2 separate regions of the Homo sapiens genome follow, and region 1 is linked to region 2. The links are chromatin contacts, found by Hi-C or POLR2A ChIA-PET in ENCODE. All regions are on one chromosome and are shown on one strand. The core of a region is the stretch at or near the end of the contact, and the rest is flanking DNA. Distances in the headings are between cores, read along the strand shown. Region 1 holds the start of MYL6 (myosin light chain 6). Region 2 holds the start of ANKRD52 (ankyrin repeat domain 52).

Region 1 (4,362 bases), core at 271-2,770, 100 kb after region 2:
ATGACTCCCCACTAAAAGCAAGGAAATCCATGGGATTTGCTAATCCAGACTTGCTTGAGTTTGGGGCCTATGAAGATAAAGGGAAGCTCTTAGCTGAAGAACTGTGGGCCCATGACCACACTGAGGAGTTGTTCTTTAGGCCCCTCACCATCACTCTTGGGGTTCCCCAGGACCTTGAGCACCTCGGCGTTGGTAGGGTTCTGGCCCAGGGCCCTCATCACATCCCCACACTGGCTGTACAGGATCTTGCCATCACCTGTTCGGTCAAACAGCTGGAAGGCCTCCTTGAACTCTGAGGATTCAGATGAATGTCAACACAGGATTTGAGGGTTAATCCAAACCCTACCTCAGAGCTCTGCTGCCCATTCAACTTTGATCATGCTGAGGAAACGAGATATCTGCACCAAACTGTACACCAAAGTCTACTTAAGAGGGCTCTATTTCTCTTCCTCCCAACTCAAGTGTTCTATATAGAGGCTTCCTCCCCTTCTGGCAGCCTGGTAACATCCATTTACACAACCCCTCTGCCTGCGGCAGGCCTGCCAATCTCCACTGCTGCTACTACACTTCTCAGGGCAGGAATTCGCCACCGCCCAGTCTCAGTCCTGTCCTTATAAGGAAGTGGGAGCAGCAGCCTGGGACTAGGGTCATCCCAACCTGCCACTTCGCACCCCTCCAGTATAAAGAGAACTTCCAGAGGGTATAGCTACAGTCATATCCTTAGCAAACTCCCCTGTCTTGTCCCCATCTGCACAGAATATCAGGTCACTGCTCTACAATCTTCACAACTGCAAGCTGGGAGGGCGGGGACAGTTATCACAAGAGGAGAAAAGAGGCAGAAGTAGCTGATTAAAGGACAAAGGAAAGCAGGCAGCTTTATACACCCTCCCGAGACCCCACACACAGCAGGCATTAAGTGACCAAGTTTTTTCACATACCCACACCACCTAAAACTCACCCAGTGCTTGGGATCAGATCTAGAGTGGAAGGGGAGGGAGGAAGAAAGTGAGAAAAGAAAATGGAGGATCCAGAAGAAGAGAAAATAATCCAGGGGGTAATCTCATGGGGGTGCTAAAGAGATGACAGATTAAGATTAGAGGATAGGTGCTGGGGGGAGGGTGTCCCTCTCCCTAAGGGTGACCTCGGTAGGGATCAGAGATAACCTACCTGCGGTCTGGTCTTCGGTGAAGTCACACTGCTCAGAGAAGAGGGAAGTGGTCAGCATCTGAACGCCAATCCCCCGAGTTTCTATCCCAGCCCCACAAACTCTGACCCACAAACTCTGACCCACAAACTCCTGTTTCAGGCTGCAGACTCGCTTCCCCGCAGGGCCCCAGTCTTTCCAACCCCACCTCCAACCTTTCGGGTCCTCAGATTCCCTTTGCCTCCTACCCCTGCCTTCTCCTCGCCCCCCACCCGTCTCTTCCTGCCTCTCGTCCCCAATCCTGCCCGTCTCCCAAGACCTGGGCCCCACCATCTTGACTGCTCAGCTCTCCGGGACCTTTTCCTGCAGTAATGGCTCCGACTCTCGGCCCAACCCTAGTCTTAGTACGTCCCGATGACGTCACCCTCAGAGGACTCAGCCAATAGGAACCGTGGCCTGGGTTTATGCAGACGATTGCTACATTAGTAATGACTTGGGCGGGGTCCGCTGTTCCTTTCTCCAGCGCCACCTGGGCACAGAACCCGCTCGGAGGTGGGGGGGGTCGTGGGGGGAGGTGGGGGGGCGGGGGTCGTGGGGGGACGTGGGCTGGGGCACAATGAATCTGCACCTCCCAACAGCAGGAAGATCAGAGGATTGGAAGAGGAGAGAGCCCTCTTTTCCCGCCCTCTCCTCCTAGCACCCTCCCCGTCTCCCGCTGCTCCCCCAACCATGAAAAAAATAGCAGTCTGAAACCAAGAGAGGAACCCAGTCTTTATTTTGAAACAATAGGTGGCCTCCTGGTGGCTGGAACGTGCTTTCGCCTGCGGGGCCCAGTGTCCGGACCCCACTGGATCTGTGGAAAAAAACCAAAGTTGCGAAGCGCTGGAGCCCGTGCAGCAACCGGACAGCAGAATGAACTCCGCTGCTTTTCTATGTTGGCTGAGAGAAGGGCGGGAGACTTGCCTCGTAAGGCGCGGCGAAGGGGTGGGAGGGCCCTACCTGCAGCACTCAGACGCTTAGGATGTGTTTCAAGAAGGCTGCAGAGAGAGGAGGCAAGAGGGGCTTCAGAAGCAGGCCTTTGGATAATACATCTGACTCTAGGTAATCCAGGGGTGCCCCCGCCCACACGCGGCAAGACGCCAGGCTGCCCTCCTCCCTCGGCCCCGCTCCCGCTTTTTTGTCCCCTCACCCTCGTAGTTGATGCAGCCGTTGCTGTCCTCGTGTCCTGCCAGAACGGTCTCCACCTCCTCCTCAGTCATCTTCTCTCCTGAATCCCAGACACAACGTCTGAGGCCCTCCTTTCCCTCCTTCACTCACCCAGGCCACGCTTTTCCTTTTTTTTTTTGAGACGGAGTTTCGCTCCTGTCGCTCAGGCTGGAGTGCAGTGGAGCGGAGCGATCTCGGCTCACTGCAACCTCCGCCTCCCGTGTTCACGCGATTCTCCTGCCTCACCCTCCCGAGTAGCTGGGATTACAGGCGCCCGGCTAATTTTTTGTATTTTTGGTAGAGACGAGGTTTCGCCATGTTGGGCAGGCTGCTCTCAAACTCTTGACCTCAGGTCATACACCTGCCTCGGCCTCCCAAAGTGCTAGGATTACAGGCGTGAGCCACCGCGCCTGGCTTTTTCCATATATTTTTGTAAACAACAATATAAACATAACAATTGTAATTTTTTTTTTTTTTTTTTGAGATAGGGTCTCCCTCTGTCACCCAGGCTGGAGTGCAGTGACATCATCATGGCTCACTGCAACTTCCACCTCCTGGGCTCCAGTGATTCACATCGGCCTTCGAAGTAGCTGGGACTACAAGCGTGCACCACCACGCCTGGCTAATTTTTAAATTTTTTTGTAGAGACATGGTTTTGCCATGTTGCTCAGGCTGGTCTCGAACTCCTGAGCTCAAATGATCTGCCCATCTCGGCCTCCCAAAATGCTGAGATTACAGGTGTGAGCCACCACGCCCAGCCTTGTACTTTTTTTTTTTTTAAATAGAGATAGAATCTCACTACGTTGCCCAGGCTGGTCTCGAACTCCTGGGCTCAAGCGATCCTCCTGCCTTGGCCTCCCAAAGTGCTAGGATTACAGGAGTGAGCCACTGCTCCCGGCCAGCCCATGCTGTTTTGCTTTTTTTTAAACTGAGTCTTGCTCTATCACCCAGGCTGGAGTACAGTGGCACGGTCTCGGCTCACCGCAACCTCCACCTCCCGGGTTAAAGCGATTCTCCTGCCTTAGCCTACCAAGTAGCTGGGATTACAGGCACCCGCCATCATGCCTGGCTAATTTTTGTGTTTTTAGTAGAGACGAGGTTTCACCATGTTGGCCAGGCTGGTCTTGAACTCCTGATCTCAAGTGATCCGCCTGCCTCGGCTTCCCAAAGTGCTGGGATTACAGGCTTGAGCCACCGTGTCTGGCCTTTTTTTTTTTTTTTGAGACAGAACCTTGCTCTGTCCCCCAGGCTGGAGTACAGTGGCATGATCTCTCGGCTCACTGCAACCTCAGACTCCCGGGTTCCAGCGATTCTCCTGCCTCAGCCTCCTGGGTAGCTGGGATTATAGGTGCGTGCCACCATGCCCGCCTAGTTTTTATATTACTAATAGAGATGGGGTTTTACCATGTTGGCCAGGCCGGTCTCGAACTCCCGAGCTAAGGTGATCCGCCCGCCTTGGTCTCCCAAAATGCTGGGATTACAGGCGTGAGCCACCATACCTGGCCAGGCCACGCTCTTTAGAGTGGTACCTCTTCTTCTCCCATAGCCTCAGTCCTCAAGGGAATCCTCCCCTGGTCATGGATGCCTCTTGCTTTCCATTTCACCCTAGTACTGCTGAAAGTATTGACCCACAAGGAAACAATCCCAGGAGGTTACGAGACTTGTACCAGAACACACAACCCACACGTCTCTTCCAAAATGAAAATTCAGGTTTCCCGCCTCATCCCTTTTCCTCTGCCCTCCGGATGGCACTTTAGCCTCTGGAAGAGCGAGTCCTTCAGATTCTACCCCCATAGCTCTGACCTTCTCAGTCTCCTGCCGACAACCTGCAGGACAGTAAGCCTCCTGCTAGCTCTGCTTATCTGTCCAGTCTTTCTGGCCCACCCCATCCCCCTCTCCACTCTAAAGGAGTTCTGGTCCCCCTTGCCTGCCTCACCAAGGGTGGTGAGAACATGTCTGAGCTCTGCTCCCATGACTTTGCCGTTCCCCTCCTTGTCAAACACACGAAACCC
Region 2 (4,794 bases), core at 1,729-4,228:
CTGGCCTCCTCCTCCCATACCCTGTGTGTCTCCCTGAGCCCTGAAAGTATCAGTGTTCCCTACATCAAATCCCTTTTTTTCCTACTGGGAAATCCTCTTTTGATGCTCTAAATAATATTAAAAATAACTCTTCTAGCCCGTCCTCCTCCCTCCAATTGCCCAGAGAACCAGGCTGGCAACCTCTCTTGTTCACCTCCATCCCCTAGCCAGAACCGGGCACGTGACCCCAGCTGAACCCCTGACTCCAATTCCTCAGGTTACCTAGAGTTATTTTGGGCAATGGATACCATGTATGCCCCTCCTCCTTATCCTCTGGGCCATATCCTAGTTTAGCCCTTCCTGGAAGGCCCATCATACCCAATAGCCAAGTCCCAACACCCATATCCATTTGATCCTTTGCTACCTTTGGTTTCTGCTGCTGCTTCATCATCATCATCAGTCATCAAATATTAAATGCCTGTTTCTCTATACTGATATTCTGGAGCTTAAAAAAAACTATACCTGGCTGGGCACGGTGGCTCACGCCTGTAATCCCAGCACTTTGGGAGGCCGAGGCGGGCGGATCACGAGGTCAGGAGATTGAAACCTCCTGGCTAACATGGTGAAACCCCATCTCTACTCAAAGTTAGCCGGGCATGGTGGCAGCACCTGTAGTCCCAGCTACTGGGGAGGCTGAGGCAGGAGAATGGCATGAACCCCAGAGGCGGAGCTTGCAGTGAGCCGAGATCCCGCCACAGCACTCCAGCCTGGGCGGCGACAGAGCGACACTGGTCTCCAAAAAAAAAGGTGAAATGAGAAACAAAGGTGTACAATTTAACCAGATTGTGGCAGTATAAACTAAGTATGTAAGTGTTAAGGAGAACTAACAAAAGGAAAAGAGCCTATTAGCCAGAGGAGACTTCCTGGAAGAGGTAAGTTTAAATTTCTTCATAATTTTTGTGTGTGCATGGAATCACGGAGTGATTGCTCCTAAGCAATATTTTAACTTTTATTTTCAATATGGTAAAAATTTAAAAAATTCCAAAAGGTATATAGTGATAGGTAAATTTCTCTCTCATTCCTTATTTCCTGTACCCCAGTTTTTCTTTCTGGGAAAAAAGGACTGTTACTAGTGTCTTAAGTATCTTTCTAGCAGGAAAGCAAGGGAAGGCTTTTTTTTTTTTTTTTTTTTTTTGACATGGAGTCTGGCTCTGTCACCCAGGCTGGAGAGCAGTGGCTCCATCTCGGCTCACTGCAACCTCCGCCTCCTTGGTTCAAGTGATTCTCCTGCCTCAGCCTCTCCAGTAGCTGGGATTACAGGCGTGCACCACCACACCAGGCTACTTTTTTATATTTTTGGTAGAGATGGGGTTTCACCATGTTGGGAATGGGAAGGCTTTTTTTTTTTTTTTTTTTTTTTTTTTTTGAGACGGAGTCTCGCTCTGTCGCCCAGGCTGGAGTGCAGTGGCGCAATCTCGGCTCACTGCAAGCTCCACCTCCCGGGTTCACGCCATTCTCCTGCCTCAGCCTCCCAAGCAGCTGGGACTACAGGCGCCCGCCACCCTGCCCGGCTGATTTTTGTATTTTAGTAGAGACGGGGTTTCGCTGTGTTAGCCAGGATGGTCTCGATCTCCTGACCTCGTGATCCACCCGCCTCGGACTCCCAAAGTGCTGGGATTACAGGCGTGAGCCACCGCGCCCGGCCGGGAAGGCTTTTTTGAAATGTATTTTCGCCGGGTGCGGTGGCTCACGCCGGTAATCCCAGCTCTTTGGGATGCCGTGGCAGGTGGATCACCTGAGGTCAGGAGTTCGAGACCAGCCTGACCAACATGGTGAAACCCCCGTCTCTACTAAAATAAAAAATTAGCCGGGCAGGGTGGCGGGCGCCTGTAGTCTCAGCTACTTGGTAGTCTGAGACAGGATAATCACTGAACCCGGGAGGCGGAGGTTGCAGTGAGCCGAGATCGTGCCACTGCACTCCAGCCTGGGGGACGAGAGTGAAACTCCATCTCAAAAAATAAAATAAAATGTATTTTTATTTTTTAATTTTTTTCCTCTCCCCTCAAGGGAGGATTTTTATATATAAAGCCTTGACAGGACGCCAGCATGCTGCACTTCGTCCATTTCGTGTTCTCTTCAATGTGTATTGAGTTGTGAAACTCTGAACAGGACCCTGGATCACCTTTTATAAATTGTATCAATTTTTCAATCTCCACTTTTCGTCTTCCTCCTTTTTCCGTTTCTGGGTTGAGATGACCTCCATTCATTTCTTCTCTAATTGACGGCTCTCTGGCCTCTCCATTGGAGGAGGGGAAGCGCCACAGGCTGTTCTGGGGAGAAATTGTTGAGTGTTTTCCACTTTAACCTTGCAATGGAATCAGTAAGGAGTTGGAAAATGCCCCTTCTGTTGGTCTTGGCGGCCTTTTCCAGCTGCCAGTTGTCATGGCCTCTTTGTGGGTGTTTTCTGCAGTAGAATCCTCCTTGGGGTTTCTCTGCAGTTTGAGCACTTTTGCTATTTCTTCTCTACCGAACTCACGCCTCCGCCAGTGGAGATACACGCTTTCCCTCCCTCTGGGGCTATTGCCATACATAATTCCCAGTTCTCCACCCGCCAGTTCCTCCTAGTCTGTGGGGGATTTCGGGGTGTGGAATCGCTGACGGGAGGAGTTAGCTCGGGCGGGAGCATTGTGGGCTGGGTAAGATCTGGCCAGCCGTTCGGTCCTCAGTTTGGGAAGCACCGCGGGACTAAGGCCCAGGTTTCCGCTAGGGTCTTGTGGGGAACCCCTTGGGCCGCCAGACTGGAGCGGAGAGCACAGCGCGGCCAGCTGCGTGAGCCGGGGAGCCGGCGCGCGAGTTCGGGGGTGCAGGGGCTGCTGGGGCCGCCAGGGTGGGGCGGAGGGCGCTGCGGCCGGGGTCCGTTTGCGCGGGGAGCGCCGGGACCAGGACGGCCGCCAGGGAGCGCTGCGGCCTCCAACTCGCCCGCCCCCCGGTAGGCGGGGCCGCGCTCTCCCTGCAGCCGCCACCGCAGCCGCCGCCTGGGCCGCTCCGTGTCCCCGGTGGAGCCGCCGCCGCCGCCGCCGGGAGCTCGATGCGGACGGAGCCCGGGCCGAGCCATGGGGATCCTCAGCATCACGGACCAGGTCAGCCCTCCTGCCCTTTCCCGCTTCCTCCTTCCAGGGCTCGGCGCTGCCGTCACGCGAGCCCGGGGATGTGCGGCCTAGGCTGGGCCTGAGCCCGGGGCTCCCGCAGCTCCCGCCCCGCCCCATGCCGCGCTCCCCTCAACCGAGCCGGTGTCCTTGGGGACCTGGCAACCGGCGGAGGCACCGCGGGAGCTCGCTCCAGCCAGAATCCCTAGAGTGGAGCCCCTCCACGGACGCCCCCCACTCAAACCTAGGTGCTCCCCCACCCCCACCCCCACACCGGTTCCGCTCCGGCTCCAGCCCGCTCTCAGAATGCCGGTTCTCTCTGCAGCCGCCCCTGGTCCAGGCCATCTTTAGCCGAGATGTGGAGGAAGTGCGTTCCCTACTCTCGCAGAAGGAGAACATCAATGTGCTGGTGAGTTGGGAGCAGGGAGGATGGCGAGACCGGAATCCTGGCTCCCGTGTTCTGGACCCCTCCCCACCGGTGGGGCGGCTCCGTGTCTCCTCTGCTCAGATGAGGCCGCAGTTCTTTCCATCCTGGAGTGAAAGCCTACTCTGCATTTGGGGATGGAGAGCAGGTCAGGCTTGAAGCCCAGATCACTTGGGCTGGGAATGCCCAGGAACGTTGTTCTCTTCTCAACCTCCGGAGTCTGCAGCGCCCCCACCCCTCCTGGAAAAAGGAGCCGGCTTCTCAGCCCATTGGCCCTGACTCCACCCTCCCTAGGTGCTTGCCTTTGACTCCCAATACCGGGACTTAGGACGCTGCAGAAACTATGGGAAGAGGTTGTGGGGAAGGGCCTGGAGCTCTGAGACTTGGGCTGGGGTCCTTGATAGCCCCCTTACCCCGCGCCCATACTCCCTGCTCTTTTTTGCCTTCCCAGGACCAAGAGAGGCGAACTCCATTGCATGCTGCTGCCTACGTAGGCGATGTCCCCATCCTCCAGTTGCTACTGATGTCAGGTGAAAGTGGGGAGCTGGAAGGTGTGGCACATAGGGAGCGAAGGGAGGGGAGGAGTCTTTTTTGATATTCAAGGATTGCTCTCCCCGGCTTGGTCCAGGCGAGGCTCCAGCTCCATTCAGATTTCCTGGCCTGATTACTGGCTTCCTTCATACCTCCTCCCCACCTTCCATCAAAATAGGAAATTATATCCCCACAGGTGCTAATGTCAATGCTAAGGACACACTGTGGCTGACCCCTCTTCATCGTGCTGCTGCCTCCCGAAACGAGGTATGCACCCCCACCTTCTATTACCCTTTCAAAAAGGATAAGTTGCTTAAAGGTGGGGGTTAAGGGTTAAGGAGCCTCAGTCCTCAGCCCTACAAGCTGTTCTACCCCAGGTAGTGAGGAGATCAAATCTTGGCCCCTTCCTCCTACCCCTAGAACTGGCCAGTAAGGGGGTTGAGTGCTGCCAGCTGATGTGACTCAGGAAGAGCTTAACACTGGGCTGGCAGACTGCGGGGGCCCTGCTGCCAGGCCTGAGTGACTCATCCCTCCCTGGGGGGCCACCTTGAGTCTGATCCCCCTCTGGGCACTGAGATTTCTTTTCCTTGTGATGGAGGATGGGTATAGTAATCTGTTGCATCCTTGGCCCTCAAGCAGCTTGAAAGTTGACAGCACAGGGGCCAAACATATTTCATCAGTTGGGTCCTTTATCCTATTCCCATCAGCCCTGAA

What was found. Hi-C counts contacts between places; a loop is a spot of excess contacts on that map. ChIA-PET counts read pairs that join two places held with the same protein, here RNA polymerase II (POLR2A). Pooled maps may share reads with other maps.
Region 1: a loop to region 2 is called in a pooled map, with 5 times the contacts of the local background. The contact joins the promoter of MYL6 here to the promoter of ANKRD52 in region 2. A Hi-C loop is called at or near these places in 3 of 37 single-sample maps with no recorded cell type and 11 of 50 pooled maps. POLR2A ChIA-PET finds 5 or more read pairs at or near these places in 11 of 52 experiments (A549, AG04449, BJ and 7 more).

What each region holds. Positions count from the first base shown.
Region 1 is chr12:56,155,517-56,159,878 of GRCh38, reverse strand. It overlaps MYL6 (myosin light chain 6), which reads right to left and starts at 1,520. Exons shown (of 7, transcript NM_021019.5): 1 at 1,475-1,520; 2 at 1,168-1,195; 3 at 149-292. The coding sequence starts at 1,477. MYL6B (myosin light chain 6B) reads right to left here. Exons shown (of 8, transcript NM_002475.5): 5 at 4,287-4,362; 6 at 2,334-2,411; 7 at 2,144-2,181; 8 at 1,897-1,997. The coding sequence ends at 2,153. It overlaps MYL6B-AS1 (MYL6B antisense RNA 1), which reads left to right and starts at 1,654. Exons shown (of 3, transcript NR_186043.1): 1 at 1,654-1,696; 2 at 1,934-2,245. RefSeq lists enhancers at 222-291, 332-401, 2,412-2,521 and silencers at 1,072-1,251, 1,622-1,791.
Region 2 is chr12:56,256,568-56,261,361 of GRCh38, reverse strand. ANKRD52 (ankyrin repeat domain 52) reads left to right here and starts at 2,978. Exons shown (of 28, transcript NM_173595.4): 1 at 2,978-3,119; 2 at 3,451-3,534; 3 at 4,001-4,079; 4 at 4,277-4,347. The coding sequence starts at 3,093. RefSeq lists silencers at 2,720-2,779, 2,790-3,339, 3,360-3,429 and enhancers at 3,490-3,539, 3,620-3,669, 3,976-4,794.